2 separate regions of the Homo sapiens genome follow, and region 2 is linked to region 1. The links are chromatin loops, found by intact Hi-C in ENCODE. Cell type or tissue: CD14-positive monocyte. All regions are shown on one strand. Each heading gives the region's core, and the rest is flanking DNA. Links, peaks and the distances in the headings are about the cores only. Region 1 overlaps LINC01599 (long intergenic non-protein coding RNA 1599). Region 2 overlaps LINC01588 (long intergenic non-protein coding RNA 1588).

Region 1 (11,700 bases), core at 6,024-8,523:
CTGACACCTGGATTCCTGGTCCCACTTCTCATTACCGCTTCACTGCCATCCTTCTCTCCCATCTATCTGATATTCTAAAAACACAACATGTTCCTTGTCTCAGTCAGGATAGGCTAGGTTATGCTACAGTAGCAAATGACCCCAAAATCTCGGTGGCTTCACACAACAAAGATTGACTTATTCGCATCATGCATCCATCATGGACTGTCACGATTGAGTTCTGTCTCTGCCCCAGGTTGTTTCCATTCTGGGACCTGAGGGGATGGAGCAGTCCCTATGTGGGACTGTGTTGTTCTCGTGGCAGAGGGAAAAGGGAACATGGTGAACCATGCAATGGTTATCCATTGCTTTTGCCTAAAATGACACACATCCCTTCTACTCATATTTCATTGGTAAAAGTTTCACACTTCCAAGTGTGATATCATCTGGGTAGGAATGTAGAATCCTTCCATGGGGAAGGGAAACAAATAATTTTGAAAACTGCAACAGTTTACCACCATAGCCATTCCTGCTTGTCAGCTTCCTCTTCTCTCCTATGATGTAAATGCTGTGTGTTGAAGCCCTGGCCATCTCACTGCCCTGTGAATTCCACTCTTTCCAGCTCAGAACGATTCTCTTTCCTATGATCTTTAGTTGAGATTGTCATCAAGAACCCCCATCCCGGAGTTGTTTTAGGTGTCTAGCTGCCCAGAGCCCTTTAGGTGATCTTGTGATTACTCCTGGCCACATCTGACCGGACTGTCAGGAGGGACAAGTGACCAAGGATTGCTAAAGCACAGGCTCACAGAGGCCTAGGAGCTAGGCCAATCAGAGCCTCTCCTGGGAATTAGAACTACCAAATACAGAAAGAATGAACCACTTAGGGTAGTAGTTGAAGCTGAAAGGATGTCTAGAGGTGGAAAGAGAATCCTGGCTGGTGAAGTTATGTGTAAGTTGAAATTAGGAGAGAACAGGAGCTGAATGAGCAGAGGAAGGGTCATTAGAGACAGGAGCAGGGGACAGATGCACAGAGAGAGCAGGGATCTTGAGGGAGGGGTGAGATGGAGAGGCCTCCCCAGGCCTCGGAGCTGTCTCCATGACAGCACCAACCACTTGCACTCCTACATTAAATCCCTCCTTTCTTGAAACATGTGGAGGGGTCTCTGTCCTTACGATCGGCAAATCCTCAGTAAAGCCACTTTCAGTTTAGAGAAACCTCAGTTGTCCACTTGCTTCACATAGATTTTGACCTTCCCATTCAGACTTTAGGCTCCTAAAAAGCAAGGCTCATGTTTGTGTTGTCCATGAGCCTCCCACAGCATAGGCCCTAGTACATGATTCACCACCAATTTCACGTACTTTTTTTTTTTTTTTTTGAGACAGGGTCTCACTCTGTTGCCCAGGCTGGAGTGCAGTGGTGTGATCTCTGCTCACTGCAATCTCTGCCTCCCGGATTCAAGCAATGCTCCTGCCTCAGCCTCCTGAGTATCTGGGATTACAGGTGCCCACCACCACGCCTGGCTAATTTTTGTATTTTTTCAGTAGAGTTGGGGTTTCACCATGTTGGCCAGGCTGGTCTCTATCTCCTGACCTCAGGTGATCCTCCCACCTTGGCCACACAAAGTACTGGGATTACAGGCGTGAACCACCACACCCAGCCCAATTTCACATACTTTTGCATCATTATTGTCATCATCCTCTTTGTTACCAAGCCTAGAAAATCAACTCAAAGCATTTTTATTGTTGAACAAACAAAAGAGAAAATGCAAATGTCCTTACCCAGAAAACAGTCTCTATGCTGACTTAGCACACATTTCTGGGACCTCTGTAACTGACGTGGTATGGATCATGGGCACGGAGTGGACTTTTCAGAATTGCTGAAGCCCAGGCTCCAAGCCTCTCATTCAAGTTCCCCAGAGTAAATTGCTAGGCCTCAAATGCAGCCTCTTAAAAATGGGATTAACATCTGGTTATGGTAAGGAATAAATAGTAAAAATGAAGAACCGTCACAGTACAAGTGGCACAGATGCTTAGTAGCAACTGAGTCTTCATTTCTGCTTAACAAAATGCCCCATGTAGGCTGGGCATGGTGGTCCACATGTGTAATCCCAGCACTTTGGGAGGCCAAGGCAGAATGACTGCTTGAACCCAGGAGTTTGAAACTAGCCTGGGCTACATAGTGAGACCCCATCTCTACAAAAAGTTTTAAAAGTTAGCCAGGTGCAATGGTGCACATCTGTGGTCCTAGCTACTCAGGAAGCTTGGGTGAGAGGATCACTTGAGCCTGGGGGTAAGGCTGCCATGAGCTGTGAATGTGCCACTGCACTCCAGCCTGGGAGACAGAGTGAGACTCTGTCTCAAAAAAAAAAAAAAAAAAGCCCTATATGCTCAAAGCAACCTTAGCTCAGCCCCTTGTGAGGTGAGACAGGTAAAGTAGGCAGTGGGAGGAGCCGGATGGTGGCAGCTTGGCCCAGTGGCTGGCTTTTGCAGAGCCTGTGGGTGTCCTTTGACCTTCTTCCCCCATCCCTGTGGACTTCCAATTCCACAAGCAGAAATCAAGCAGTGGATGAGGTGGGGGAACCCAGGCGGGAGAGATCACATACAAAGTTTTTTCACGTGTGCATTTGTGCACATGCAAGAATCATTCAACAAAGAAAGTTTAGTTGGGGTTTGCAGACTGTTCATAAGTTGAAAGATGCCTACCCATTTAGACATTTAGATTTTTCTGCCAGGAAAAGGAAAAAAAAAAGATTAAATGGATGGATGGATAGATGATAGATAGATAGGTAGATGATAGATGATAGATAGATAGATAGATAGATAGATAGATAGATAGATAGATGATAGATATTCAGACAGTCCTTGCCAGTCAGCGTCAGTTGTGCTTTCTGGGAAGTAGTCTTGTTTAACATGACCCCCAGGAAGTGAGCAGAAAAGGCCTTTCTGAAAGATTTGGTCTCTGTCAGGATACCCTGGTTGCCTCCAGGTGGAGAGAGGACTCCTTGAACTCCTCTACTGAGAGGAATATCCAAGGGAGACTTCTGGCCCAGCCAGGCCAGGTAAGAGTTCCAGAAAATGAGCATGAGAAGAGAGGGGAACCTGCTGCTTTGGGGTTTCTGCTGTTTCAAGGTAGCCCTGACTGGGGCAGCCACCAGCCACCAGTGATAGACAAAAGAGGTTAAAACACACACACACACACACACACACACACACACACACACACTGTGGCAAACAACATGGCTTGGGAATGGCTTTCACTCAGCACAGCAATCTCAATCAGGAACTACTGTGTCCAACACAGGATCGCATGGACTCCAGTTCATGCACTTAAAGATGTCGTGGTTAAATGTATGGACTCTGGAGGGAGTCTGTTTGGGTTCAAACCCCACCTTTTCAGCTGGGTGCAGTGGCTCACTCCTGCAATTTCAGCACTTTGGGAGGCTGAAGTGGGAAGATTGCTTGAGGCCAGGAGTTCAAGATCAGCCTGGGCAACATAGCGAGACCCCAGCTCTACACAAATAAACAAACAAAAACCCCCAAATCTCACCTTCTCTATGTATTAGCTGCTAACCTTAAGTTGCTTAGCCTCTCTGTGCCTCAGTTTCCTCATCTGTCACAACAACAAAAGGAATTAGAATATTAAAGCACTTCAAATAGTTTCTGGCAAATTAGCAAGCACTACTTATATAGTTGCTACTGGTGCAAATAACAGCCTTTCTGAAAGGGAACCATCCGATGCTTGAAGGGATGCAGCGTTTCAAGGCCACGAGGATGTTGGTGGTTTTTTTTTTCACTTTCCATCAGCTACAGAAATATAGGGGAGGCTAGCTGCTCCCCACATCTTCATGTCCCGATGTGAGGCTACAGGGAAATCGCTTGACTCCAGTGGCTGTCACCAAACTCCTCTGTTCTTTGGTACTTGAAGGATCTTGCCTGAGTTTGCTAGGGCTACCCCGACAAGTTATCACAAACTAGGTGACATAACCAACAGAAATTTGTCTTCTCAGAGTTCTAGAAGCTAGAGGTGCAAGATCAAGGTGTTGGCAGGGCTGGCTCCCCTGAGGGCTGAGAGGGAGAATCTGTTGGATGCCTTTCCCATGCTTCTGGTGGTTTGCTGGCAATCTCTGGTATTCCTTGGCTTGTTGAAGCACCACCCTGACCTCTGCCTGTATCTCACATGCTGTTCTCACTGTGGGTGTGTCTGTCCCCACCTTTTCTTTTTTTTCTTTTTTTCTTTTTTTTTTTTTTTTTTTTTTTGAGAAGGAGTCTCACTCTGTCACCCAGGCTGGAATGCAGTGGCTCAATCTCGGCTCACTGCAACCTCTGCCTCCCGGGTTCTTCTGCCTCAGCCTCCCAAGTAGCTGGGACTACAGACGCGTGCCCCTACACCTGGCTAATTTTTGTATTTTTAGTAGAAATGGGGTTTCACCATATTGGACAGGCTGGTCTCAAACTCCTGACCTTGTGATCCGCCCCCTTGGCCTCCCAAAGTCCTGGGATTACAGACATGAGCCGCCACCGCACCCGGCCAAATTTCCCCTTTTCATAAGGACAGGAGTTATATTAGATTAGGGCTGACCTTAATGACCACATTTTAACTTGATTACCTCTGTAAAGACTATCTCCAAATAAGGCCATAGTCTGAGGTACTGGGGTTTAAGCCTTCAACTTTTTTTTTGAGGCAGGGGCAGAGGGGACAGAATTCTATGCATCCCCAGCCTCACCGCACCCAAAGCCAGCATGCTGAGGCCTGCAATCACCCCAGACAGCCCCAAAGGTTTGTAACTAAACATGCTGACCTTCTCCCCTTGACTCTTGATGTTTTGGATTTGGTTAGCCAGAGGCTGGGGAAACAGATCCATTAAATTCTGCGTAGCTTGAAAAACCCATCTGCGTAGCTTGAAAAACCCAAGGCAGGGCAGGTCAGTGAAAGCACCTCCAATAATTCTTGTGGATTCTCTAAAAGGGTATGATTTTTCCAGCTCTGCCTGAGTATTGTAACTCTTCACACTTTCTTGGGAAGGGTGAGAATGGACAGGAAAGACCAGTTGCTTTGCTGGACTTTGTGTGATTCCCTGCGGCAGGACCTTTGCCAGGGCAGCCACTGAGGGAAGGTAGCCAAGACTTGGAGCACCTTCGGGCTGTGAGCCTCATTCATTCCTGGAGGCAAAAGTGCCCAGGGCAGGCCTAGCTCTGGTGTGGGAGTCAGGAAAGAGAGGAGGTGCAGGGCCGAGGGGAGGATAAGGGGATCAAGGAGGTGATGAAGGAGGCTGGGAAAATAGCTATTGTAATCACAGACTTTTCTATAAAATAGGTAATTTATGTGTAGTGCAGAACAATGATCTTTTCATTAAGCTGAAAAGAAGCTGTGTATAGTAGTTAGGATTATATTTGGCTGTGTGTGACAGAAAATGTCAAAGTAATAGATGCTTTTTTAAAAATTGACCCTTATTTCTCCCTTTTACAAAAGAAGTCGGGAATTAGGCAATCCAGGGCTGGTATGGCAGCCCAAGGCCATCAGGGAAGGAGGCTCCATGTAATACGCTGACCCTCCAACCTTAGCATGTCTCGTCCCTAATGGCTTTTCAGCCTCCAGCCAGGTACCAGGTAGCAGGAAAGGGCCTTCTCAGAGGCCCCGCATATTACCTCTGCTGACATCTCATTGGCCAGAACATAGTAAGGTGGCCACATAATCTTTTCTCTGGGTAGCTATGTACCTAGCAAAAACTGGGGACTTGTTATTAAGAAAAGACAAAAAGTTGGAGACCTACAGTGGTCTCCACTACACTGTATATGAAGGCAAGACAGTTAATTTCTACCTAAATTCCCAAATGTATCCTCAGGAAGAGAATGTTTCTGAAGCATGAATTCTTTGTGCATTGGAGGATCTTCCCTTTCAACCTTCAATTGCACTGCGTGAAAACCACTCCTCAGGTTCTCAGCTTCAACCTCACTTTCTCAAGGAACCCTCCTCAGGCCCCTCAGTCTGCATTAGGCTTCCCTGTTTTATGCTCCCATTGCACCTTATGCTTCTGCTTCAAAGCCTCTGCACCCTGGTCATTATTGACTCATCTGGAATTATGTGTGTAAGGGCTGTCTTGCCTGTAATCTAAACTGTAAGCTCCCTGAGGGCAGACTCTGCTTCACCCTCCACTGTCTTCCAATGTGTGGCACCTAGTAGGCCCTCAATAAGTATTTGTTAAGTGATTGAGTGATTAGAATATGAGAGAGACCCCAGATTCAAGGCCATTTCCACCGAGACCTTTTTTTTTTTTTTTTTTTTTTTGAGACAGAGTTTTGTTCTTGTTGCCCAGGCTGGAGTGCAGTGGCGCGATCTCGGCTCACTGCAACCTCCACCTTCTGGTTTCAAGCAATTCTCCTGCCTCAGCCTCCCAAGTAGCTGGGATTACAGGCATCTGCCACCACGCCCAGCTAATTTTTGTATTTTTAGTAGAGACGGGGTTTCACCATGTTGGCCATGCTGGTCTCAAACTCCTGACCTCGTGATCTGCCCATCTCAGCCTCCCAAAGTGCTGGGATTACAGGTGTGAGCCTCTGCACCCGGCCAACCTTTTCTTTCTTTAACTAGACTTCCCTGGCTGAGACCAAGACAAAACCAGATTCCCCTGAGCTGTGCACCTGCCGGGACTGGAGCAGCCCAAATGCCCATGGGAGGGCTGTTGACTGGGGCTGTCAGACCAGGCTCTCCGAGGAGGACTCCCACACCCACAGCCAACTCCACTTTACAAAACCAGCTCCAGCCAGAAGTATGCTCGGGGGGGCAGGAGAACAGAAACTGCAGTAGTGTGGGTGGATTTTAAATCTGCAAATGCAACTGGCTGCCCAATGTTTGGGAGATAAAATAGGTCACTATCCTCCCCTTGGTTCGGCGTCACTCCCAGGCCCTAAAGGGGAGGGAAGAATTTTGTGATCTTTGCTGTCACAGGCTATGGACAAATTTGGTTATGTTCAGCTTTACAAGAGCTGCCCGCCCACCTGACTCTTGTTCACAAGACCCCTAAAAATCAGAAAAAGATCAGTCCAGGCTGTTCAGAGTTGGATGGGGAATCTTCCTGAGGACAGTTTTTAAAGAGTCCATTTTGACACCAGCCAAGACAAAAGCCAGGACCCAGAGTCTAGACAGCTCCCAAGCCTGCCGTTTTCAACTTGGCCTTAGGATGGAGTCTTCTGTTCTCTGGCAATGAATGACAGGCTTTTAAAGGAGTGACAAAGAGCAAGCCCTGGAGAGAGCCCCATGAGGCCTTGGGGTAAGGGCTTCCAGGACTGTTCATGAGAAGCTGTGCATGTCTCCCTCCAGCTTCCCCAGATGAGACACCAAGATTGAGAAGTGAAGAGTCATCTCCAATTTGGCAGACATCCTGACCCTCCACACTCACCATTCTGATATTTAGTCATTACCATCCTGGCATAGTTAACCACTTCTCCTTCTGACTGAGAAGCTGAAAGTGATATTCAGCCTGGGTGTGATGTGGGGATTTTCTGGGACAGGGCGGAGATGATGAGATGCTGGAGTTGCATGAGCTGGTCATTACAGTCAAGACTTGTGAACCAGTTGTGAAACCCTTGGTAACCTGAAATCTGCTATGGTGGGAGTATTTACACTACAGAAATTGGCCAATGCTGCAAATCAGGGTTTCTTTCTTTTTTCAGTGAGACACTGCACCAGCACACACTGCATTACTCACGCAGGAGGAGCTCTGGGAGGGCGGGAGAAAACCATGGGTGAGCAGAGTTGAGGATGTTTGGTGCTTCCCCTGATGGCTTCATCATGTCATCTTTCTTGGCTCTTCATGGTCAGTGTTTTCTCCGTGGAAACACCAAGAGATTCTACCTCTGCTCCGTCAGCAAACAAGGAAGTCATTGATTTTCATGGCCCCTGTGCTAGAGAACTCCAAGAGCCCAACTTCTTCAAGCAGCAGGCCCATTTTCTGGTGGAGAAGAGAGAAGGCAAAGCCAGGGAAGGGCATTTAATAGTGACAACTCAGCGAAAAGTAGAGGCAGCCCAATGATCAAAGGTGTCTTCCTTCAAAGCCCCTGAGTGAAAACAGCAATCCATGCTTACCGATGAAGGCCACAGGTGATGTTTCTTATGTGAGTGCATCCATCTGCTTCAGGTCATATTTTCAGAGGTCATACAAGGCTGAAAGGAAGCAAATCATTTTCATGAGAAGGATAATAAATGAGACCAGGATTGGTATCGAGAAAAGTTTTTAGACATTTCTGAGCTGGCCAGCCTGGGGAAGAAAGTGCTTCTAGATACACAGATTTCCAGGACTCTCCCTGAGAGGGTTAGATTCTGGGGGTCTGCAGATGGGGCCAAGAACCCGTGTTTTAAACAGCCCCTTCCTCACCCCGTGATCCCGCTGATGGCAGCCTGCGGACCGCACTTGGAGGAACTGGTCTAGTGAGGGTCCTCGGAGGGCGTTTTGCAGTGGGTGGAACTGAACTCTGAGTGGGATCTTCCTTCAGTACCTAGGCCCTGCCCTGCCATGGCTATGGATCTTCAGCACTCATCCTTGGGGACTGGTGCTGGGTGTTACGGGAACAGCATAAAAACACAAAACAAAAAAATTCCATTTCTCACCACCGGCGGTGAGAAATGGGGGTGGAGCCTGGAACTGTGGTCACAGGGCTCCAAGAGGAGCAGCCAGGATGCCATTGCACAACCAGCCACCTCTAAGAGAAGCAGGACCAGGCCCAGGGCTAAGCCTTCACAAGCCCTGCCGCCAGCTGCCAGCCACCCTTCCTCCCTGGGAGAGCCAGAAAGGGAAGCATAGTGAAGCCCTACATGGTGGCCTCCATCAACAGGGAGGCCCCTCTCCTCCCTCTGCCGCAGCCATCCTACTTTCGGCCAGAATGTCCCAGGGCCAAACTGAGGACAGGGCGGCCTCTCCAGAATCCTGCCCTTAGGGGCCCTGCCAGAGACTGGTTTTTCTTGTTGGAGGCACCTCTGCACAGTTTGCATTTATAAGGCCTGAAGAACTCATCCCAAGAACCCAAGCCCACTTGCAAAGATGGGATAGAGAAGGGGCATGGCATTCCACAGATGGGCTCACTCTGGAGAGGAGCTACTGACCCAGCAGCAGTTCCCCCTCCCTCACCCCTGCTCACCACCCCAGGAAGACATCCGAATCCCCATCAAATGGTCCCTGCCAAGAGCATCGTGGTAACATGGGGAAAGAGAGGATGCTAAGTTGCCCCTCTGCCCACTGGACTCCGTCTCATCTGAGGAGAATTCCACAGCAGCCCCTTCTGGGCTGTGCTCTTTATGTCTCTAAGCCACTTCCTGTTTCCTTTTCTAGGTCATAAGCCAGGCTTATAGTTGGTGTGAGTCACTTACCTAGGAAGCCCAGAGCACACGGCTGCCTCTCAGGGAGGGAGCAAAGGATACAGCTTAGAAGTGCAAGGCACTGGTTTGCTCCTAAAACACATAGATTGTCCTAGACTTTTAGCAGTGCTGTGTACCATGGCCCCCAAGCAACGCACGCCTGGGAGATCCGTGATTTGCCCAATTTGCGTTCCTCTGCTGATGCCAGGCTTTCAGTTCCCAGGAGGCACCGGACAAGCGTAGTTTTGCAAATGAAACATTGCTTTGCCAAGGGGCTAGGCCTATCAGACAATCATCAGGCAACAGCCAGCAGGCCCTGTGAAAGTCATGGCCAAGAAGCCATTCAAAAGCATTGTCTTCTAGTAACTAAATTTCAAATCCAGGGGGAAACCACAGCTCAGACATCGGCCAGTGTTCAGCAATCTGGATTCACAGGGAAACGGACAGGAATAGATTCTGCACAAGTCTATTGTGCATTGTTTTCCCTTCATGACATCTAGGCAGTTTATTCCTCCTGACTTCCACTACTCACTGCATGAGGATTATTCTGTGGAAACCAGAGTACTAAGGACGAGGCGCTGGATGATTTGGTCAAAGTCAAATGTGCCAAGTCAGCATCGAGCAGCTATTTTTGCCTTCCAATTCCATTCCCTGAACTTTTTTTCTGTGAAAGTGTCTTGTAAGCTGGAACACACCTGAGGTGGCAGAGGAAAAGCAGAGTTCGAATCTCTTCCCCAGGCCTCTGAGTGAGTTTTGCATTCAGGGATGATACTGGGGCAAGGGGCTTGAAAGGTCCTGATGTTGCTGACACCCACATAAAACACTTTCTGCAGCAGGGAAGGGAAGGGGAGAGGAAAGAACAGGCAGAGAAAGACCCAGAAACTCAGATCAGCCTAGGATGAGGGTAGCTGTCCTGAAAACAATCAGAAATCCAGAGTCCTGACTCTCCAGCAGGTATGGTCTTGATCCTAGTGAGATTATCTTCAAAGAGAAAACAAACTCTAGTCATGCAGAGAAGCAGCATTGTTCCATGCAGATCTATAAAAAACAACAGAAAGAGCATCATCCCCTTAATTATTGAGGGAATAGGAAAATAGGAATCCGCATACCCTGCTGTTGAGAATATAAACTGGAAAAACTGAGGTGGGGAATCAGTTGAGGCCAGGAGTTCAAGACCAGCTTGCCTAACGTGGCGAAACCCCATCTCTACTAAAAATACAAAAATTAGCTGGGTGTGGTGGAGTGCACCTGCAATCCCAGCTACTCGGGAGGCTTAGGCTAGAGAATCGCTTGAACCTGGGAGGCAGAGGTTGCAGTGAACTGAGGTCACACCACTGCACTCCAGCCTGGGCAACAGAATTAGACTCTGTCTCAAAATAAATAAAATAAATAAATAACTGGAAAAACATTGCTGATTGGCCACTTGGTAATGTTTGAGGCAGAGACTATGCTTATTCTGGGTCCATTACACTCTTGTTTTCCTCCTGGACACTCAGGAAGACTACACTTTCCAGCCTCCCTTGCAGTTAGGAGCAGTCATGTGACTGAGTTCTGGACAATTGGAAGGTGGGCAGAGGAAGCGATGTGAGTCACTGCCAGGCCTGACCCTAAAACTACCTGTGTAATTCTCCATGCTCTGTCTCTCTCCCTTTACTTATCAGGTGAAATCAGAGCATCCAGTGGAGACGTCCAAGGCCGGTGGCAAATGGAGACCCATCATGTAGGCAAACCCTGGTTCCAGACGACCATGCAGAGTGCCCTCTACTCCCAACCAATGACTTGTGTTGAACTGTGACATAAAAGAGAAATACATCTTTATTGTGTTAAGCCACTGAGATGTTGGCTATGTCTGTTACAATATTTAGCCTATCCTGACTGACACACTATCACAATCCTTTAAAAGGTCATAAGCTTTGACCTAGCAATTAAATTCTTTGGAACATATCCTAAGGAAATAATTAAGAAAATCACCTAGGCTAGGCTCGGTGGCTCATGCCTGTAATCCCAGCACTTTGGGAGGCCGAGGCAGGCAGATCACGAGGTCAGGAGATCGAGACCATCCTGGCTAACACGGTGAAACCCCGTCTCTACTAAAAATACAAAAAAGTAGCCGGGTGTGGTGGCAGGCGCCTGTAGTCCCAGCTACTCAGGAGGCTGAGGCAGGAGAATGGTGTGAACCTGGGAGGCGGAGCTTGAAGTGAGCCGAGATCGGGCCACTGCACTCCAGCCTGGGTGACAGAGCGAGACTCCGTCTCAAAAAAAAAAAAAGAATAATCACCAAAAATTATAAACAGACTGGGCGTGGTGGCTCACACCTGTAATCCCAGCACTTTGGGAGGCAGAGATGAGAGGATTGCTTGAGGCCAGGAGTT
Region 2 (11,700 bases), core at 4,294-6,793, 56 kb before region 1:
AGCTGGGATAACTGAAATAGCTGGCTGGCTGGCATCTCTCTCTCTCTGTCTCTTTTCATATAGCCTCTACATATGAATAGCTTGGGCTTCTTCATAGCATGGTGATCTCAGGGTAGTTGGACTTCTTACATGGTAGATGGCTCCAATTAAAAGGAAGAGGAAGTTACCAGTGCATTTAAGGTCTGGGCTCAGAGCTATCAGAACAGCACTTCCACTGCACTCTGTTGATCAAAGCAAGTCACAAAGCCTGCCCTGAGTCAAGGGAGAGGAAATGGCTTCTATTTCTCTAAAGGAGGAACAATATGCACACATAGGGAGAGATGAATCAACAGTGGCCATCTTTGGAGACTATCTACTGCAGATTTTATAAGGGCGCAGATGAAGGACGCTCTTTTCTGCTTCAGGTAGGTTGACATGAACACCAGACCTAGGGCATTTACCTTGCTTCATATGTCGAATCTGAAAGGAGAAGTCCTCTCAGGCTGCCCTGACTCATCAGAGTAAAACAGAGTAGTGTGATTAGGCAGAGGTAGGGCTGCGGTGTGGCTTCTCTGCTGAACCCCCTCCAGTTTTCATATGGCATGGACTGGACTCAGAGGCTCCCATATGTCATGAGAGATGGTTGAGATAAGAGTTAGAGAGGCTACCTGGGGCCCTCAGTGGTGAAGGGAAGGCAAGCCCATAGTAAAGAATGGGCGGACCTCTCAGGCCAGATGCTGGATGGGAGATTGGCAGAAACCCTTCAGAGCCAGGGCCAAGGGAAGCTGAGCTATGGCTGAGTCTACCTGGGGAGATCACTGAACCCTGGCAAAGCTGAGAGATCAGACAAGAAGTTCCCAGCCACCCTGCAGCAGAGATTAGTGAGGATCTAGAGAACATAGTAAGGACTCCAGTGCCTCATGGCGGACTCCAGTGCACTGGCGGACTCCGGTGCTGCCTTTTGTCTCCCATAAGGTGACAAAAGACAATACCCATCCTAATGAAGGAATTACCCTGCCAACATCTTGGAGCACAGCAAGAGGAAGATGCAATGCCTTGAGAGACTGGGAATGCACCTGAAGTGATGGCTGCTTTTACTCTCTTCATAGCATTTCGTGGACTGCAGGAAAATTTATGCAGCAAGAGAGGCTCATAAGGAAGAATAGATACATTATAATGAAATAAAGAAGCCATGTTACATACAATTACAAAGAAAGAATAGGAGTAATGACAAATTCAGGACTGCAGTTACCTCTATGGGAGAGGAGGGGGTGGGGGAGTCCACAGGGAGCTTCAACTGTCTTGCTAAGGCTTTATTTATAAAGTTAGGGAATGGGTACATGTGTGTTGTTATATTCTGTATGCCTTTTTGTGAGTTTTAAGTAGTTCATAATGTAACTTTTTAAAAGGCTACACTTCTGAATAGATCTGTGAGCCCCAATGCCAAGTTTAGGTCTTGAACAGATTGTATGGGAGTGGGGATATAGAAAGAAGCTTGAAACAGGACTCAGACCTACTTGTTAGAAAAATCAACCTGGCTGGACTTGAGGAGGACAAGATAGAGTCAAGGGAGGCAGTGAGGGGGCTGCCACACCAATGCAGTGAGAGGGGACAGTGGCCTGATCTCCCCAGAGGTGGTTGGGGTGGCTTAGAAAGTCAAATTGGTGGACTTAGTGATGAATAAAATGTGGGGTGGTGTGGGCAAGGTTTGTGGTTGACTGGACGGATGAGTCCCCTACCTCCAATTGACTAAGGTAAGAGAATACACCCAAGTGGAGGGTGTATTTTGGTGCAGACATGAAGAGGTCATTTAGGACAGGTTGGTTTGGAGGTATCTGTGGGACATGCTGGTAGAGATGCCTGGACGGAGGGTGGATGCATGGGTCTGAACTCCAGGGAAGAGATCTTGGAGACCCCAGCACTGATGCAAATTGAATTTCTAGAAGTGGGTGAGGTGCTCCAAGAGAGAGCAAGTAGGGGGCCAGAAATGAAGATTCAGGGAAGTCTGGGGCACAGCACCCCCTTGGCCTGAGCAAGGGGAGCCTACAGCCATTCCAGCTCTTCAGACACCCCTTTGCCATCCTCTCTGGAGCTCCAACTTTGGTAAGCAGAAGAACTACCACCCACCATCACTCCCTCTGGCCTGCCTCTGTGGGGAGCAATGCATTCCCTGGGCTCCTCCCTCCCTGCCCTTGTGCATTCTCTTCTCTATTTGCTGTCAAGGTTTGCCTGCCTGTGGGCTTGCTTTCCTTTCTCTCCAGAAACACTAAAAGGGGCAGAGAGACCGCCCACCATCCCCCACCACCCACCATAGGAGCATGAAACGATAGGAGCTGCTGAGGTGCAGCCTGGAGACCCCTTGGGTGCCTTGGCATCTGTCCGCTTCCTCAGCCGCTGGGTGCTCAGCCCCCTGCTAGCCCCAGGCCTTTCAGAGCTGATGGCCTTGTTCCGCTTGTTCTCCAGACACGGTTTAGGTAATGCACATTCTTGTGACCCTGCCACAGTGTCTTAGACTTGAACTTCTGAACACTGGGCTCTGTGGAAACCTCTCAGCCCTGAGTAGCTGGCACTTTATTGGTGTTTCTCTCCCCTCTTTTGAAGAAGGGATATAATGCTTTCCTTTTTGCAGGATGGGTTTTTTGCCAATAACAGGAACATGCAGAGGCTGCTCAGAGCAGTTTTGGTTGGTAGTGAAGTTGGAGGATGTGGAGGTGAGGGGGATTGCAGCCTGGCCAGCCCATTTGCATGGGTCCTCACCTCCTTTTTGGTGTTATTGTTGTTGTAATAAATGCAAGACAGCGTTAGTCTTTGTTGACAACTTGGGTATCCTCTATCCTCTCTTCCACCCAGACCCTGTCTCCTTGAACTGGAAATCTCTCTTTTTCTTAAAATTTGGATTCTCATGTGAAGTTTAGAATCTGAATTAGAGAGAGGCTGCTCTGAGCTCTAGGACAAAAAAAGGGGGAGGTTTCCTGCCCTAATTTGGAATTAAGGGAATTTGGGAAAAGCCAAAGCAACAATGTTGTTTCAGAAATATCAATCTCTCAAAGCATTTCTCCAGAATTGAAATATATTTCAATTATGGAATGAAAATGTATCCATGGGAATGATAGAGGGTTTGGTTTGCCTAAAAATAACTCTGTAGTCAAGGTTAATACAGCTATGTAATAAGTTAATCAAGAAAGGAAAGTTTTCATATAGAAAGCACTTTAAGGAATTACTCCAAACTGTCATAGCATCTACTCTGAGATTTTCCAGTTGCTTTCAGGGTGATTTACTTACCAGCACTTTGGAACTTACTAGTATAAACTGTAGCCTTCTGGTATAAAATTTATACCAAAAAGAACAGCTGTGTACAAAGAGGCAATCTGCATTCTCATGATGTACCATTCCACCTGATAACTGGGCTTTCATTGGTTCATTCCTCTGCCTCCAGCCCTTGAACATGAGCCAACTCAGATAGCAGGGCAGCCATTCCCTTCCCAGGACTCCTCTGGAAACCTGCTCACTGCTTTGTTTTGGTTGCCTTATCTTGAGCATCTGATGTTTCTTGATGTACCTTCTAGCTCTGATAACCACCCCTATGATGTCCCCATGGCCACCATGCTTACTCTGGGATTGCCCTTCTGGGATGGTAACCCTGCCCAAGGCCCTCCTTCTGTCCTTATTCTGAGCCAGGTGTTAATAGCCAGCCAATGGGATCAATAAGCTGGGGAAGGAGGGTGTTATGGGAGTCTGGGAGTTGCATTTTCTAGCTAACATATTTGCATTTTAGTAGGGGTCTCCTGGGGCAGGGAATGTTAATTTCAAGAGAATTCCAGGCACTGAAACAAGCTGGGGTGTGTGTGTGTGTGCGTGCACGCGTGTGTGTGTGGTGTGCGTGATGGAAGAGGAATAGAATAAGAAGGAGGCCAAGGAAGAGGAAGAGGAGGAGAAGGAAGAAGAGAAGGAGGATGACGAAGGGGAAAGGGAAGAGGAAGAAGATAGTGGCCACCATCTATCAATTCAGCAAAAAGAACATAGAGAACACCCATTGTTCCTTCCATTCAGAGATGACCACTGCTAATACCTTGTATATATCCTCCCAAGCACCTAGTGTCATAGATATAAATGAACTTCCTTATCTCTAGCAGTCAAATTGAGACAATTTTATAAACTTAAAAGAAAACTGCACACAATTTCTGTATGTACCATTTAGTAACACTTACATTCCTTGTTCCAGTAGCCCCACTTCTAGGAATCTATCCTAAGGAGAAATATAGATTAATAAAAACAACCTTAGCCATCATGTACTGAAGGTTGATTGTGTACCAAGGGTCTTACACACATTGGCTCATTTAATTCTTACACCAACTCTACCAAGCAGATAACATCATCTCTCACCTGAGACTGGAGAAGTTAAGGACCTTCTCCAGGGACCTTAGCAGGGACCTCTGCTAGCAGGTTAGTCTGGAACTGGAACTCTGTGCAGCAGGTACCCCAGGATAAGGTATCATCCATCTGGACCGTCTCAGAAGTGAGTGTACCCCCTTGTCCCAAGTTTCCTGTCCTCTACATATGCTCTAAAGGCCCTGGGGTATGGGGAGGAATGTGACTCAAAGTCTTGCCCTCACATCCAGTGCTGAGCAGCAGCAGGTACAGTGCCTGCTGGGCCTCCCATCTGCTTAATTTCCCCTTCCATGAAGCCTTCCATCATCTGTTAGACCAATCTTGTCTTTCTTTTATTTGTATTTATTTATTTAGAGATGGAGTCTCACTCTATCACCCAGGCTGGAGGGCAGTGGTCCAATCTCAGCTCACTGCAACCTCCACCTCCCGGGTTCAAGCGATTCTTTTGCCTCAGCCTCCAGAGTAGCTGGGATTACAGGTGTGCACCACCACTCCCTGCTAATTTTTGTATTTTTAGTAGGGACAAGGTTTCACCATGTTGGCCAAGCTGGTCTCAAACCCCTGTCCTCAAGTGATCCGTGGCCTCCCAAAGATTCCAGGCATGAGCCACCGTGCCCGGCCCAATCTCGTTTCTCTTTTCCATGTGCTTGCGCAGTGCTTCAGGGCTGCCTCAGTCTAGCACAGAAAATACTCTACTGCCTCCCCACTAGTCACAGCCTTGACGGTCTCAATCAGAATTATCTGGCAAAGTGGAGAAAGTGCAGACCTACTGAATCAGATTCTCGGGTTCAGATTTTCTTGTAGCACACTCACGTGGGAGAGAAACTTCGCTGGCACACGTCTCCTCAGAGCAGGGACCTGGTCTCATTGCTCTTCATGTTTCCCACAGCTCTTAGCACCGTGACAACCAGCAGCCAGTGTCTGGTGAGTGTACAGAGGTATTTCCTAGGAAGAAAATGAGAGTAAGGAGAGTGTAAAGGTGGGGTTAAGAGTGTGGAACAACTGAAGAGGATATAATTTGAGAGAAGAGCGGTGAGATGGGAAACCTCAGGGTTGATCCACAGTGCCCACCCTTGGGGTTCCTTTGAGTGCTAGAATAGATATTCAGTCAATATCTCTTCCCCTCCTTTTCTCCGTAGACACATACTTTAGTCCCAGAATTTTTTTTTTTTGAAATCTAAACTTTCAATGACGAAATGAGTAATTGTGCATAAAGTGGGTCACAAGGAAGTGATAACGAATGCACAGACTATTTTAACTGCTGAATCAGAAATCGCTCTGCTACGTTATGAAATATGCAGGAAGGAAAATAAGCAGATGACAGAAGTGGAAGGAATCCTAAAATAATATTTTCACAAACAAATTCTGACCCAACATAGGCTTGGGGGGCAGTGGGGGGAAGCTTCCATGCTACACATTCCTGAGAGTTGAAGAATTGGAACAAAATTGCCAAAGTAGAAATCTTTCTAAATGACGTAGGATCTCCTGAGGCACAAAGCCACCCAAACCCGCAGCCCGAAAGCCTTCTGTAATTTCATGGGGGGGTCTTAGTCACCCCGCTACACGGCATGGGCAGGTTGGGATTAAAGAAAGCAAAGACAAAACAAAACCCACAAACAAAATTTACAAACTGTTCTATTTTTTCTTCCTAACACAAACAAACAAAACCCACTTTTTTGGTTTCATTTGTTTCATAGATTTTTAAAAATTGTTGTAAAACATATGTAATATAAGTTACCATTTTAGCTTTTTTTTTTTTTTTTTTTTTTTTTTGAGACAGAGTCTTACTCTGTTGCCCAGGCTGGAGTGCAGTGGCATGATCTCGGCTCACTGCAACCTCTGTCTCCCGGGGTTCAAGAGATTCTCGTGCCTCAGGCTTCCAAGTAGCTGGGATTATAGGCATGGCCACCACGCCCAGCTAATTTTTGTATTTTTAGTAGAGATGGGGTTTCGCCATGTTGGCCAGGCTGGTCTTGAACTCCCAACCTCAGGTGATCTGCCCGCCTCAGCCTCCCAAAGTGCTGGGTTTATAGGTGTGGCCACTGCCACTGCATCCGGCCCATTTTAACTTTTTTTTTTTTTTTTTTTTGGAGACGAAGTCTTGCTCTGTTGCCCAGGCTGGAGTGCAGTGGCACGACCTTGGCTCACTGCAACCCCTGCTTCCTGGGTTCAAGATATTCTACTGCCTCAGCCTCCTGAGCAGCTGGGACTACAGGCACCTGCCACCACATCCAGCTAATTTTTGTATTTTTAATAGAGACAGGGTTTCACCATATTGGCTAGGCTGGTCTCGAATTCCTGTCCCCGTGGTCTGCCCACCTCGGCCTCCCAAAGTGCTGGGATTACAGGCATGAGCCACCGTGCCTGACCAGCCATTTTTAAGTGTACAATTCAGTGGCCTTAAGTACATTCACAATTCACTTAATATTGCCCAACTGTCACCATTATCTATTTCCAGGATTTTTGCATCATCCCAAACAGAAACTCTGTACCCAATAAGCAATAATTCCCTATTCTCTCATGCCTTATCTCCTGGTAACCACCATTCTACTTTCTGCCTCTATGAATTTGCCTGCTCTAGATACCTCACATAAATTGAATCACACAATATTTGTCCTTTTGTACCTGGCTCGCTCCTTCCCTTCCTCCCTCCCTCCCTCCCTTCCTTCCTTCTTTCCTCTCTTTCTCTCTTTCTTTCCTTCTTTTGATGGAGTCTCACTCAGTCGCCCAGGCTGGAGTGCAATGGTGCAATCTCGGCTCACTGCAACCTCCGCCTCCCAGGTTCAAGCAATTCTCCTACCTCAGCCTCCTGCGTAGCTGGGATTACAGGCACATGCCACCACACTTGGCTAATTTTTTGCATTTTTAGTAGATACGGGGTTTCACTGTGTTAGCCAGGATGGTCTTGATTCCTGGACCTCGTGATCCGCCTGCCTCGGCCTCCCAAAGTGTTGGGATTACAGGTGTGAGCCATCACGCCCGGGCTTTTTTTTTTTTTTCAGACCTATTTAGTATCCAAGTACCACACTTATTTCACTCAGCTGAAGTTTTTCAAGGTTTATTTATGTTGTAGCATGTATCAGAATTTTATTCCTTTTTATGGTTGAATCATATCCCATTGTATGTACATGCTGCATTTTGTGTGTCCACTCATCTGTTGGTGGATAGATTGTTTCCATCTTTGGCTATTGTGAATAATTCTGCTATGAACACCAATGTACAAGTATCTGTTTGAGTCCCTATTTTCAATTCTTTTGAGTATACACTTAGGAGTGGAATTGCTGAATCATATGGTAACTTTATGTTTATGTTCTGAGAAGCCACAGACTGTTTTCCATAGCGTCTGCACCATTTCACATTCCCACCATCAATGCACAAGTATTCCGATACTTCTACATCCTCACTCACACTTGTTATTTTTCTTAAAAAAAAAAATAACAGACAACCTATTGGATGTGAAATGATATCTCATTGTGGTTTTGATAGACTTGTAGGCAGAAATCATACTGAGGACACATATTACAGCTAATTCACATAGTTTAGGTTTTTCAACAAAAACTAGGAATCAGCATGTACTGAAGATATACTAAGGATGTTTATAATTTATCTTATTTTGCACACTATCTTCTTTTCTATCTTATTTTTGATGTGAAGATCTAAACTGACCTCTTATATTCTCATTTTATGTATTAGTTAATTTTTCTTCTAGATACACATTTCAGTTTATCCAATGTTCTAAAAATGGTGTATAAGGCATTCAAAAATTTTTAATCTGTGATGACAATTGTCATTACTTCTGGTATCCTATTGAAACAGCCTCCGAAGATGAGTCAGTTCTTTTAATTTCTTTTCTTTCTTTTTTATTTTTAGACAGAATCTCACTCTGTCACCCAGGCTGGAGTGCAGTGGCATGATCTTGGCTCACTGCAACCTCCACCTCCTGGGTTCAAGCGATTCTCCTGCCTCAGCCTCCCGGGTAGCTGGGATTACAGGTGTGTGCCATTATGCCCGGCTAATATTTTGTATATTTAGTAGAGACAGGGTTTCACCATGTTGGCCGGCTCGTCTCGAACTCCTGACCTCAAATGATCCACCTGCCTCAGCCTCCCAAAGTGCTGGGGTTACAGGCGTGAGCCACCGTGCCCGGCCCCTTTTAATTTCATTGTTAAGTTATGTAGTGTTTTGTAGTCAATAGAACAAAAATGAGAAGAGAAGTTATTTCCTTGAGGTTGAGCTGTGGTCTTTTCTTAAGACAATTATTATAGTCAAGTGACAGACCTGGTGTATTGAAATATTTTCTGTTAAATGTTACCTTTCTTTGAGTGCAACCAACACATTTGAAAAGAGAGACCTTTCATGAACACTTGGTCAGCAAATATATATATATATATAAATTAATTACACATATATATATTTCTATATATATATAGAAATGTGTGAGCATGGAGAAATGTCTCCCAACAATATCCTTCTCAGGGATTTTTGTCTATGTATTACTGGCTGGGACTATAGCATATGGCCACCTCTCACTGCAAGGGAGGTTATGAAATGGAGTATTTTTGCTCGGGCACATTGCTGCTCTAAATAAAACTGTGGTTCTGTTAGTAAGGAGGGACAAGCAAAGGATGGAGTTTCAGGAGAGCAAGGCAAAAACCCTGCCCAAGGGTTTTTATCTAATGTGTGGCCAACATCTTTTTCTCATGGTACAATGAATATTATGGCACCTTATTTACTGAGCCTTATAGAAATAATCTGTACAACTTAGACATAAGAAAATGTGAGCTTTTAGTCCGAATCAAGTATTGTTTTACCAATTTCAAATGAGCGATTGGTAGTTTCGTGCAGAATTTTAACGTCATGGCTGCATAATGTCTAAGTGTACAAGCCCATAATTCCTTAGAACTATTTTCACTTTTAAAAAATTCATATCAGTTATTTTTACAGACCATATTTTGGGGGTGAAAATTATTAAAAATTCTCTTAATTCAAGAAAAACTCTGTGTCATGAATTTCCCCCAGTCTTTGAGTATCTATAGCTTAAAGAACATGTTCTACTTTGTGAACAGATAGGTGTTTGGTAAGAGGTATATAAATATACTTTTTCTGGTTTCATTTATTTTAAGATAATTTTTTTTCACCTCATGACAGTCATTTGGGGCTGACAATGTTACCATGGTAACCATGTTCCAAAATTCTGGTTGCTAGTGAATATTGATCCTTAGCACTTCAACACCCTTCATTCACTACAATGTTCACTTCTCTACGTGAAGGAGGCTCTGCTCAGAGAGCACATTTAGGTCAAGGAGTCCTGGCTTGGTAGCGGCTAGGTACTCCAGAATAAATCTACAGGATTTTCCTCCCAGGAACCCCATCTAAAGATCCCATTGAGAATCTGACTCAACCCACAACATTCTGGCTTACATTTTCACTGAAACAGATAGGAGCAAAACTTCTTTGTTTCCTTTTCAGCTGCATCGCGAGAGCTCAGAAGCTCAGTCAATGCAAAACAGAAGGCACTGAGGGAAAATTTCAGATGAGAATGGACGTACCCTCTCCAGAGGCAAAGAAGTTTGCAAATTACTTTTTGAAGCCCTCTCTATATAATTTTGAGGTTAAAAATGCTTTCCTCCTGCGAAGGAGAGATTTTAATCTGGATTGTATGCTGGAGCTCAATGATTGATCCAAATCAGAGTCCAGAGGCCTCATGGGAATGATGATCGTCAGGGCTACAGTGGGGCAACTGCAGATGGAGCTTGCCCCTCTCCTCCATAAATGGGGAAGAGCCTCTCACCTCCAGTGAGGTTTTGTGCATAAGAAAGGGGAGGCTTGTTAGAGACAGCAGCTTTGAAAACTTAATTCTCCTTGCCAAGAACTAATGGACTATCTTCAATGTGCATGAAAATGTGTCTGCACAGTGACCAGAGAAGCCAAAATGAGGCCTCTGCAGACCTAATTTGGCATCAATTTATCTCCATATGAGAAAGTCTGGTTGTACTTATTTTACTCTCTGCTCTAACCAAGAAAAAAACAAAAACCCGGCAAAGGTTCATTGAGACAACAGTCGGTCACTAAAAAGGAATTTGAACCAGTCGGTCACAGAAAAGGAATTTGAACGAAGATAACGTAGTTACATTTTACCCACATGTTCCTGAGGCCAGTGTGCTAATAGTTAACAAATGCTATTTAGCCCATCACCATTAGATTAACATTTAACCAAATCAGCATAGACTTTGTGTGACTAAAAGAATCTACAAACACACACACACACACACACACACACACACACACATCTTTTTTTTTTTTTTTTGAGACGGAATCTCGCTCTGTTGCCCAGGCTGCAGTGCAGTGGCACAATCTCGGCTCACTGCAACCTCCATCTCCCAGGTTCAAGTAATTCTACTGCCTCAGCCTTCTGAGTAGCTGGCATTATAGATGTACGCCACCATGCCTGGTTAATTTTTGTATCTTTAGTAGAGATGGGGTTTCACCAAGTTGGCCAGGCTGGTCTCAGAACTCCTGACCTCAAGTGATCTGCCCGCCTAGGCCTCCCAAAGTGCTGGGATTACAGGCGTGAGCCACCACACCCAGTCACAGATATCTTTTGATATCTCAAGAACTATGGACGGAATTAAAGAATTCCAAGACCAATTAAAGAATTTCAAGTGAGACAATTCATTTTCTTATGATCTTGGTCCTGTGTTTGGAGAGGCAAATGTGTGTTTTAGTGAAATGTAAATCCAGGGAGAAGGTGCAGTAGAAGAAACTGCTCACCTGTCCTTGTAGCTATAGCTAACCTTTATGGAGCTCTATCAGCTAGGCAGTATTTACTCATCAGTTCTGGGAGGTGAATGCTGTTATAATCTCCATTTTCCAAATGTGACAACAGAGACACAGAGAAGTTAAGTGACTTGCCCAACATCAAACAGCTAGTTTTACAGGACCATGCTCCTTGTATAAGTTGTTACACATGGTCCCCCTAGCTTTGTGGCTCACGATCCTGTGTGCAGAATGCTATTGTGGAAAGCAGGGAGAAAATCAAGCTGCGGTATACTGGGAGAGAAAGAACAAAGGAAAGCTCTTAAGGCGACAACAAGGACAATGTCTCCAAGGACAGTGCAATTTCCCATCAGTGAGGTACTGGTCAGGCTCCCCAGCCTCAGAGGCCCATCCAGGGTTTCTTCGCTGCCAGAGTCATGCTGTTCAACTGCTCGTAGGGGTGCTTCAGCCCTGGAAAGGAGTCCAGGCGGTAGGGCTGCCAGAGACCTGGCTGGTCTATCCAAAGACAAAGGAGGATGCCATTCCTCTGTAAGTTCTCTTTCAAATGACCTTTCT

Evidence for each region. A loop is a pair of places that touch in the nucleus more often than their neighbours do. Peaks named below come from ENCODE experiments on the same cell type or tissue, not always from the same donor. Only the 100,000 strongest peaks of a DNase experiment are listed, where the experiment ranks them.
Region 2: it touches region 1 in a loop (1.9-fold over the local background); 16 of 110 quality-filtered maps call a loop at or near these places.

The regions. Positions count from the first base shown.
Region 1 is chr14:50,031,330-50,043,029 of GRCh38, forward strand. It overlaps LINC01599 (long intergenic non-protein coding RNA 1599), which reads right to left. Exons shown (of 9, transcript NR_131171.1): 5 at 8,063-8,140; 6 at 7,686-7,928. Among named protein-coding and RNA genes, the nearest start is that of LINC01588, 30 kb to the left of the region's middle. RefSeq lists silencers at 6,596-6,685, 7,122-7,416 and an enhancer at 7,276-7,325. In CD14-positive monocyte, for the core only: a CTCF peak has its summit at 7,095; a DNase peak (open chromatin) is centred at 7,532; H3K4me3 peaks cover 999 bases; H3K27ac peaks cover 2,116 bases.
Region 2 is chr14:49,976,992-49,988,691 of GRCh38, forward strand. LINC01588 (long intergenic non-protein coding RNA 1588) reads right to left here. Exons shown (of 4, transcript NR_126498.1): 4 at 4,678-5,313. LOC105370485 (a long non-coding RNA gene) reads left to right here. Exons shown (of 4, transcript XR_007064159.1): 2 at 8,239-8,360; 3 at 9,838-11,673. Among named protein-coding and RNA genes, the nearest start is that of MIR6076, 16 kb to the left of the region's middle. RefSeq lists enhancers at 603-732, 753-802. In CD14-positive monocyte, for the core only: no CTCF peak of the experiment used is centred there; a DNase peak (open chromatin) is centred at 5,600; H3K4me3 peaks cover 768 bases; H3K27ac peaks cover 610 bases.